Regions from separate parts of the Homo sapiens genome. Here regions 2 and 3 are each linked to region 1. A link is a contact called in ENCODE Hi-C or POLR2A ChIA-PET data. All regions are on one chromosome and are shown on one strand. The core of a region is the stretch at or near the end of the contact, and the rest is flanking DNA. Distances in the headings are between cores, read along the strand shown.

Region 1 (2,932 bases), core at 238-2,737:
AGCTAACATGTATTGAATATCAATATGTGCCAAGCACTGTGTTAAATGCTTATGTGCATTACTTCACATAATCTCCACAATGCTGTTACTACTATTATACTCATTTTACTGATAAGGTAACAGAAGGGCAGAAGTTTAGGTAACTTGCCCAAGATTACATAGCTAGTAAGTAGCAAACTGTGTCACAGAAAAGATACAATCATCTATAAAATGGGGATGATGGTATTAGTACCTACATTAGTGAGAATCTGATGAATTAATATTTGAAAAGTGATTAGAACGGAGCCTGGCACCTAATAAAGCCTATATATGTGGATGTTAACAATTGCTAAGGTGATTCAGAGATGACAGTAAATAACTTCTATGCGTGGTGACTAAGGAAGGCTTGGGAAGGTGATGTTTAAACTGGGCCCTGAATAGTGGACAGGATTTGGAGAAATGGAGGTGATAGAGAGGGCATTTCTGACAGGGAAGGAAGGGAGGGAGGGAGGGAAGAAGGAAGGAAGGAAGGAAGGAAAGAAGGAAGGAAGGAAGGAAGGAAAGAAGGAAGGAAGGAAGGCAGGAAGGGAAGGAGGGAAGGGAGGGAGGAAGGAAGGAAGGAGGGAAGGAAAGAAGGAAGGAAGGAGCAAGAAGCAGAAGAAAGCTCAGAGTGTGTAAAAAGAGAAAAAGAAAAGAAATACATGGGAGTAGTCAAATTTGACTTGCGCAAAAAAAAAAAAAAAAAAGAACAAACTTCCCCTTTCTTCCAACCAGTCCCTATTCCTGCTGTACTTCTCAGTATTTTCCTCTTATCCCCATGGAATCTGCTGTCCTTACTCCCTCATCATAATGATCCATTGAATATTTATTGAGTTCCTCTCCGTGTCAGGCACTGCTCTAGGCACCGAGGATACAACCCAGTAAATAGGCCGGGTCCCAGTTCCTAGTTTGCACTATAATAATCCTCCAAACTGGATTCTAGCTTTTAGCCGGCCGAACTCCAATCTATCTTCCACAATACCGCCAGAACCGAAGACACAGATCTGGTCTGGACACTCACTTGCTTAAATCCCGCTGCAGTATTTTCTCTTTACGTCCAGAATAAATTTCAGTCTCCCTAGCATCCTTTACTAATTGGTTCGCACAGTCTTACCTCGCAGCCTTCACCGTGCACTCTGCACAAGAGCCCCGGTAAAGCACTGAAAATCCCAGATACACACACTCACAAATAGGCACTTGCAGAAAGAACGTGGGGGGCACTCCATCCCTATTTCATCTCTTGTACACCGAAACATTCCCCAGTCTGCATGCCTTGGATGGGAGAGTCCTGGTTACATTCCCCCGCCCCCGACTTTTCAAGCCTAAAATCCGTCACAGGGCGCACCCCCGTCCCCACCCTCCAGGGCATTTCCACTTATAGCAGCCTGGGCACACCCCCAACCCAGAAGGGACCGGAAAAGGAGGGGCTGCGCGCGGCACTAGGGTCGCCGTCCTGGCTGAGGTGGCCGGAAGTGGCCCCTCGCGCGGGCGCGGACTGAGGCTGCGCGCCGCAGGTTCCGGCTGCTGGCGGCGTTGCGGCCGCAGGTTTGACTCCCGTGCGGTGCGGCCCAGCAGCCACAAAGCTCCCGCTGCCATTGCTCCTTGTACTCCCGCCGTCACTGCCGCTGTCCAACCCCTCCCCCGGGGCTTGCGCGGCGGCTCCCACACCCCTCGGCCCGTGTACGCGCTCTGCACCTGCCTGCCCGAAAACATGTTGCAGACACCAGAGAGCAGGGGGCTCCCGGTCCCGCAGGCCGAGGGGGAGAAGGATGGCGGCCATGATGGTGAGACCCGGGCCCCGACCGCCTCGCAGGAGCGCCCCAAGGAGGAGCTTGGCGCCGGGAGGGAGGAGGGGGCTGCGGAGCCCGCCCTCACCCGGAAAGGCGCGAGGGCCTTGGCGGCCAAAGCCTTGGCAAGGCGCAGGGCCTACCGCCGGCTGAATCGGACGGTGGCGGAGTTGGTGCAGTTCCTCCTGGTGAAAGACAAGAAGAAGAGTCCCATCACACGCTCGGAGATGGTGAAATACGTTATTGGAGACTTGAAGATTCTGTTCCCGGACATCATCGCAAGGGCCGCAGAGCATCTGCGGTATGTCTTTGGTTTTGAGCTGAAACAGTTTGACCGCAAGCACCACACTTACATCCTGATCAACAAACTAAAACCTCTGGAGGAGGAGGAGGAGGAGGATCTGGGAGGAGATGGCCCCAGATTGGGTCTGTTAATGATGATCCTGGGCCTTATCTATATGAGAGGTAATAGCGCCAGGGAGGCCCAGGTCTGGGAGATGCTGCGTCGGTTGGGGGTGCAACCCTCAAAGTATCATTTCCTCTTTGGGTATCCGAAGAGGCTTATTATGGAAGATTTTGTGCAGCAGCGATATCTCAGTTACAGGCGGGTGCCTCACACCAATCCACCAGAATATGAATTCTCTTGGGGTCCCCGAAGCAACCTGGAAATCAGCAAGATGGAAGTCCTGGGGTTCGTGGCCAAACTGCATAAGAAGGAACCGCAGCACTGGCCAGTGCAGTACCGTGAGGCCCTAGCAGACGAGGCCGACAGGGCCAGAGCCAAGGCCAGAGCTGAAGCCAGTATGAGGGCCAGGGCCAGTGCTAGGGCCGGCATCCACCTCTGGTGAGGGTTGGTGAAAAGTTGGCCAGTGGGTCCCCGTGAGGACGAACTACTGTCCTGAGTCATAAGTAATATGGGTGGGGCGAGGGTCTTATTTCTGTAGAAATCGTGTGACTTTAAGGATTTAGATTTTGTATCTTATGTTTTGTAACATTTAATAATTACTGTTAAAATGCTGTTTGTAAATGAGATTGGTCTACTTTTTCCTGTAGGATTTTATTGTAGAGTTTTGCTGGTTTTGTAAAATGGATGGAAGAACTTTGTATTTATACTGTGATTTTGAACA
Region 2 (2,932 bases), core at 213-2,712, 590 kb before region 1:
CAGATGAATAAAGAAAATTTGGTATATTCACACAATGGATATTATTCAGCCTTAAAAAAGAAGGTAGGCCAGGCGTGGTGGCTCATGTCTGTAATCCCAGCACTTTGGGAGGCTGAGACAGGTGGATCACTTGAGGTCAGGAGTTTGAGACCAGCCTGACCAACATGGTGAATCCCTGTCTCTACTAAAAATACAAAAATTAGCCAGCGTGATGCCAGGCACCTGTGGTCCCAGCTAGTCAGGAGGCTGAGGCAGAATAATTGCTTGAACCTGGGAGGCTGGAGGTTGCAGTGAGCCGAGATGGCGCCATTGCACTCCAGCCTGGGCAACAAAGCTACACTCCATCTGAAAAAGAAAAAAAAGAAAAAAAAAATAAGGAAATAGGGCCGGGCGTGGTGGCTCACGCCTGTAATCCCAGCACTTTGGGAGGCCAAGGCAGGTGGATCACCTGTGATCAGGAGTTCGAGACAAGTGAAACCCCATCTCTACTAAAAATACAAAAACTTAGCTGGGCGTGGTGGCGGGTGCCTGTCCCAGCTACTCGGGAGGCTGAGGCAGGAGAATAGCTTGAACCGGGGAGGCGGAGGTTGCAATAAGCCGAGATCGTGCCACTGCACTCTAGCCTGGGCAACAGAGTGAAACTCTGTCTGAAAAAAAAAAAAAAAAAAGAAAAGAAGGAAATCCTATCATATGCTACAACACAGATGAACTCTGAGGACACTGTGTTAAGTGAAACGAACCAGCCACAAAAAGAAAAATATTGCATGATTCCACTTATGTGAAGTATCAAAAATAGTCAAACTCTTAGAAATGGGAAGTAGAATGGTGCTACTAGTAGAATGGGGAAGAGAGAAAAGGTGAGTTATTCAAGGGGTACAGAGTTTCAGTTTTGCAAGATGAAGAAGTTCTAGAGATCTGTTTCACAACAATATATATACCGTTAACACTACTGTACTGTATCTTTAAAAATTGTTTTAAAAAGAGAGAGAGAGGGCCGGGCGCGGTGGCTCACGCCTGTAATCCCAGCACTTTGGGAGGCCGAGGCGGGTGGATCATGAGGTCAGGAGATCGAGACCATCCTGGCTAACAAGGTGAAACCCCGTCTCTACTAAAAATACAAAAAATTAGCCGGGCGCGGTGGCGGGCGCCTGTAGTCCCAGCTACTCGGGAGGCTGAGGCAGGAGAATGGCGTGAACCCGGGAGGCGGAGCTTGCAGTGAGCCGAGATTGCGCCACTGCAGTCCGCAGTCCGGCCTGGGCGACAGAGCGAGACTCCGTCTCAAAAAAAAAAAAAAAAAAAAAAAAGAGAGAGAGAGAGAAAACAGACAGACATACAGAGAAGATAGCAATATGAAGATGGGGTCATCGACTGAAATGTTGTTACACAGCACATTGCTGTACTTCATTCTGGCAGCCCTAGGAAAGTAACACAAGGGCCCACAGAAGAAAGCTTGCAAGTGAGTGCAGGCTCCTTTTGTGACTGGGGCTTCCCGTTATTCTGAAATGTTACATTAGCCCACATTCAGCCTTTAAGAATTCATTACAGTTTTAGCTGCTTTCTTCTTACCTACCTTTACGGTGCCTTCTCTTCCTCCTATGCTCTGCCAAAGGTAACACAGTTTCTGTGTCCTGTCTCTCTTCAAAAGGGCTTGCCTCTCTTTGGAATTTCAGTTCATCTGATTGCCTTGTGACCTCAACTCTCTGATGAGCTCAAGAAGCATCATGACTTTGTGGATTATCAAGATTTTTCTCATTGTTATGATGGGAACAATGTTCTCTTGCAACATTCTACATCCTAAACAGAAGCAAAATTTTCAGCATTTCCTGAAAGATGATTCCAAGGGTTATTAATAGATTTTATGAGCGAAAAAGAATTGTGATTACACGTTTGGAACGTGTTAAGATACACTATAAACTTTCAAAAAAGACTGCAACATTTTCCAAACATGTCATTACAGAACCCTTTTGGCTTACAAAATCTCTTGCAGTTGTGTCAGACATTCTGTGTACCATAGTTTAGGAGATAATGAGTTAAACGCCTAGACATGTTTTTTTTGTCCTCACTATATGGCAAAATTAGTGTCAGCAAACCAGTTGGGGGATATTTTCTTTCTGCCACTTCACCACTTTGACTGAAAATAAGATCTTTCTGTTTCTACATCACTTATGCTGGAAGATACGGTGACCTTTGCATTACTTCTGTCTCTTCTCAGGTTTTCTCCCGTTACTCATCAAATGCCAAAATGAGGAGATACTTGACTTCTTAAAAAATGAACATAAAGTTCCATCAAATAAATAAAATATGTAAAGTAAATTCAATAAACATATTTTAAATTAGTTAGGATAATGTATACTTACACATTAAATATAACAACACAAATTTAATCAGCAACATGTTATACATAATGCTTTTGGTAAAATACTTTCCCTTTGAGTTGTCCATTTTAATGGTTCTGTGGTGTTCTTAATGTTTCTCCTCATTTCCTTTCCTTGAAATACGTGGAACATAAATGGTTTTTTTAAAACATACATATTTCCATTATTTCCCTAAGTCTATGGTTCATTTAGTTTTCCTCTTTCAACCCTGAAAAAAATGGTGTGGGACAGATGTGACTTCAAATGTAATATTTATCTCTAAGTAAAAGATAGAAAAGAGAAAGCTTTCTAAGAAAGAAGAAAAAAATCAAATAAGAACTAGCACATTTTGCAAGTGGAACACCATTTAGCTAAATATTCTTATCTTTTGCCTCAAAAATACCAGCTTTGTTTAGTGAGGTACTGCAGAGTTTACTGAAAGGCCTGTAGTCCGTCGCCACGTTCCCTGCTTTATCTCTGGCCTGCAGACATGGCAATAATTCTCAGACTCAGTTTTAAAAGACAAAAAAAAAAAAAGACAGAATTAGGAAACTATACATACCATGAACAGAAAGACA
Region 3 (2,932 bases), core at 321-2,820, 580 kb after region 1:
AAAACCCAAGACAGACAGATACAAAGTTTCAGCTGCTCACCTCCTGATAAGTGTAGAAAATACCCTTAGAACTTACAATGACATCTAAGTAGACACATTTTTCCCCTCTCACATTTCCCCTTAGTTACATTCATCCTGAAAAAACTGGAAAAAGATGGCGAAACATGGAAAGAAAAGTTGCAGGGCCTTACAGTAAATGTTCTTTGATTTGAGCAGCTTTCCAGCAACAAAAGACAAATGTTTCCTGTACACCTGTGGCAGTCAGGAATTCCAGAGTGTAGTCAATTAATGCCACATTGGCCAGGGGCAAGAGGACCTGAAGGATACAAGATGAAAAAAAACTTGAGGTCTCGAATCCCTTTGGGTACCCCACTGCAACAATTTTCACTCCTCTATTCGTATTTCCAAACAGTGTAATTTTGCTGTATCTTTCCAATTCAAAGATAAACAGGTTCCTGCCTTTGATGTTCATGCCATGCTCTAAGCCTGAGTCTGAGACATTGCAATTTGGGGATGGTAAGTACAGAATCTATGTGCCTTGTATCAGACACAGAGCTGTGACAGAATGGCAGTTCACTGCTGGCAAAGGATAATACTGGAAATCAATCATATTTCCATAAATTTAAGCATTGCTAAGGCCTTCTTCCCCATAAGATTTCCTTCCTTGATCCCTTTCTAAGTGTCAGAGGTTAGCCATCTCCCGTCACTTGTCAAAAATGAACAGCCATTAGGCTTTTTCGAGGGAATTAGAGAGGATTTTCCTTAAATCCAATGCAGTTCCCTCTTTCTGAACTGACTGCTGAACGACCCAGCTGAGTCCAATACCCCATTGTCTAGACAACTCGGGGGCTGATGGCAATCAACCACTAAACCCATTTTGTCCTTTCGACAGATAGCACCGGCTATCATTAGAACCTGGAAGGAAAAAAAAAATACACTGCCTGAGATCTAGCCCGCTCTTTTTAAGGCATATTACCGCCCTTTCAGAGGCAAAAGGTCGTTTCTTTTCACCTAAGCAACCGTCATCGGCAAGGTTAAAAGCGGCGCAGCCTCTTCTAGGGGCACTGAATCCCCGCGTGAAGGCTTCTCTCAAGCGCTGTTTCTACATTTAGCTCTCTTCATTCCTTTCAAACCCGAGGTGGACAGCATTACGAATGCCCAAATCTGCCGGCCACTAACTTGGTCAGCAGTCATCAGGGTTTAGACAGTCCCTCTGCATCCGGTTTTAGGATAACAGCATAGACGCAGGTCCTTCAAGGGCATGCTGTTGTAGTTAGCCGAAATGAGAACTTGCTCCAGCCCTGCCACCCTTCCTGCCCTCTGGCTGCTCGCGTGCGCGGCGCTCACCCGAGGCTGGTCCTTGGAGATGGGGAAGAAGCGGCGATCGAAGCTATCGGCCACCAGAACTGCTTGTAGGGGCGGCGGCGGTTCCTCCTCCGCCCCTCTGGCTCCCCCGCCACCGCTGCCTCCCGGCCCCGCGCCGCTGCGCTTGTTAGCCCGACTAACCACCACACCAGGCGGCGCCACTACAGGGGCCGCCATCTTCTTCTCTCACGGTCACCACTTCCGCAAGGAAGCTGCCACCGCACGCAGTAGGGGACAAAAAGGATCCAGCACTTGAAATGCGATGGACTAATTAACGAAGGGAAGGAGACGAGGAGGGAGCAGTGCGCATGCGTCTTCCCCGGGAGCCCACAGGGGTCTGAGGTTGATCCCGGAGGCGCGAGGAGTCGGTACGGGTCACGGTTGTCCCGGCCCCTGAGGCGCAGGGTAGGAGTGGGGTCCCATAGATGTCAGACTCGGTCTGCAAGTATCGTCGGCCTTCATTTGTAGGTGAACAAGCCGAGATTCTTGTGGCGTGATAGGACTTGTGGTCGCCACGAAGGGGCCAGCTCCATCGGGAATCTGTAATCGCCCAGCAGTTTCCCCGCCCCGCGCATGTGAAATATGTAGCCCTCCGTATTCATTCTAGAAACTTCTGGGAACCCAGCGCCTTGGGGAGATAGAACCGAGCCAGATGTTCCCCCGCTGCGAGGAACTCAGAACCTGCATAAATAGAGAAGGTGGCAGGCATATAGTAGGGAGACCAGTAATTCCATTGAGCGCTGATTTTGGGCCAGGCACGATACAAGCATTATCTCTGCAAAACATCTTATTCATTCGTTCAGCAAACGTTTCTTGAACTCTCAGAAGGATGAAGGAAGTTTACCCAGCTAGTAAGTGGAAGAACTGGTATTGGAACCCGATCTGTCTGACTGCAGAGTTCCACAATCTTGCTGCCAAGTTATGTGGGGATAACAATGACTATTTTATGTCATCTATTCATTCTTCCAGCCTATCAGCCTCCTGTGTCTTAAGCAGAGTGGAGACGGGGGTGGATCCAGGCGCACCAGTAAGTTGTACTGGAGTTAAGCAGTAAGCTTTCTGGGCAGAGGAAAGTGCGGGCGTAAAGGTCCAAGGCTTGAAAAGGCGCAGCAGCACCTTTTTCTCTTTGGGGAAAGAAGCGGTGGCTGCGGGGAATAAACCAACTCTGTAGAGGGGCGGGGCCGTGGGAAAGCGGTGGAACGGGGCAGGAAGGCTGGGCGTCATTTGGGAGGCAAGGAACTTTTCTGTAAGGCATAGCGCCCTTTCTGCACGGGACCTGTCCAGGTTCCACGCCACAGGCTTCTGCAGTTCCTGCAAACTGTTCCCATCCCGCCCCGCGTTGCACGTCGGGATTTGGAGTTCGCGATGCTGAGAGCTGTTTCCACGTGGCGATTCCGACTTGACCCGTCGTGCTCCGGCGCCCGCCTAGGGGGACCGAGGAGTTTGTCATTTCTTGCCTCGTTAGGGTGCGGAACGAAAACCATTTGATTTATCCTAGAAAAGGAAAGGCTGAAGCCAACTAAGTAAAAGTTTTCCATTAAATGAATGCACGTTGTAGAAAAGGAAT

The links. Hi-C counts contacts between places; a loop is a spot of excess contacts on that map. ChIA-PET counts read pairs that join two places held with the same protein, here RNA polymerase II (POLR2A). Pooled maps may share reads with other maps.
Region 2: a loop to region 1 is called in a pooled map, with 4 times the contacts of the local background. The contact joins the enhancer-like site here to the promoter of MAGEF1 in region 1. A Hi-C loop is called at or near these places in 1 of 168 maps with a recorded cell type or tissue (B cell), 3 of 37 single-sample maps with no recorded cell type and 9 of 50 pooled maps.
Region 3: a loop to region 1 is called in a map of B cell, with 9 times the contacts of the local background. The contact joins the promoter of EIF2B5 here to the promoter of MAGEF1 in region 1. A Hi-C loop is called at or near these places in 1 of 168 maps with a recorded cell type or tissue (B cell), 1 of 37 single-sample maps with no recorded cell type and 10 of 50 pooled maps. POLR2A ChIA-PET finds 5 or more read pairs at or near these places in 1 of 52 experiments (T-cell).

What each region holds. Positions count from the first base shown.
Region 1 is chr3:184,710,619-184,713,550 of GRCh38, reverse strand. MAGEF1 (MAGE family member F1) reads left to right here and starts at 1,487. Exons shown (of 1, transcript NM_022149.5): 1 at 1,487-2,932. The coding sequence starts at 1,730. The coding sequence ends at 2,653. It overlaps LOC107986163 (a long non-coding RNA gene), which reads right to left and starts at 1,308. Exons shown (of 5, transcript NR_160768.1): 1 at 1,133-1,308. RefSeq lists an enhancer at 2,228-2,287.
Region 2 is chr3:185,297,926-185,300,857 of GRCh38, reverse strand. It overlaps a transcript of MAP3K13 not described here. Among named protein-coding and RNA genes, the nearest start is that of EHHADH, 45 kb to the right of the region's middle. Within about 2 kb of position 1,462, at least 4 of the 41 ENCODE cell types and tissues checked have a DNase peak (open chromatin) inside an H3K27ac peak, as active enhancers do; they include B cell, where a contact is called at or near this core.
Region 3 is chr3:184,133,996-184,136,927 of GRCh38, reverse strand. It overlaps EIF2B5 (eukaryotic translation initiation factor 2B subunit epsilon), which reads right to left and starts at 1,570. Exons shown (of 16, transcript NM_003907.3): 1 at 1,348-1,570; 2 at 192-316. The coding sequence starts at 1,542. EIF2B5-DT (EIF2B5 divergent transcript) reads left to right here and starts at 1,667. Exons shown (of 2, transcript NR_183721.1): 1 at 1,667-2,392; 2 at 2,650-2,932. RefSeq lists enhancers at 1,221-1,290, 1,611-1,670, 2,540-2,932 and a silencer at 1,361-1,470.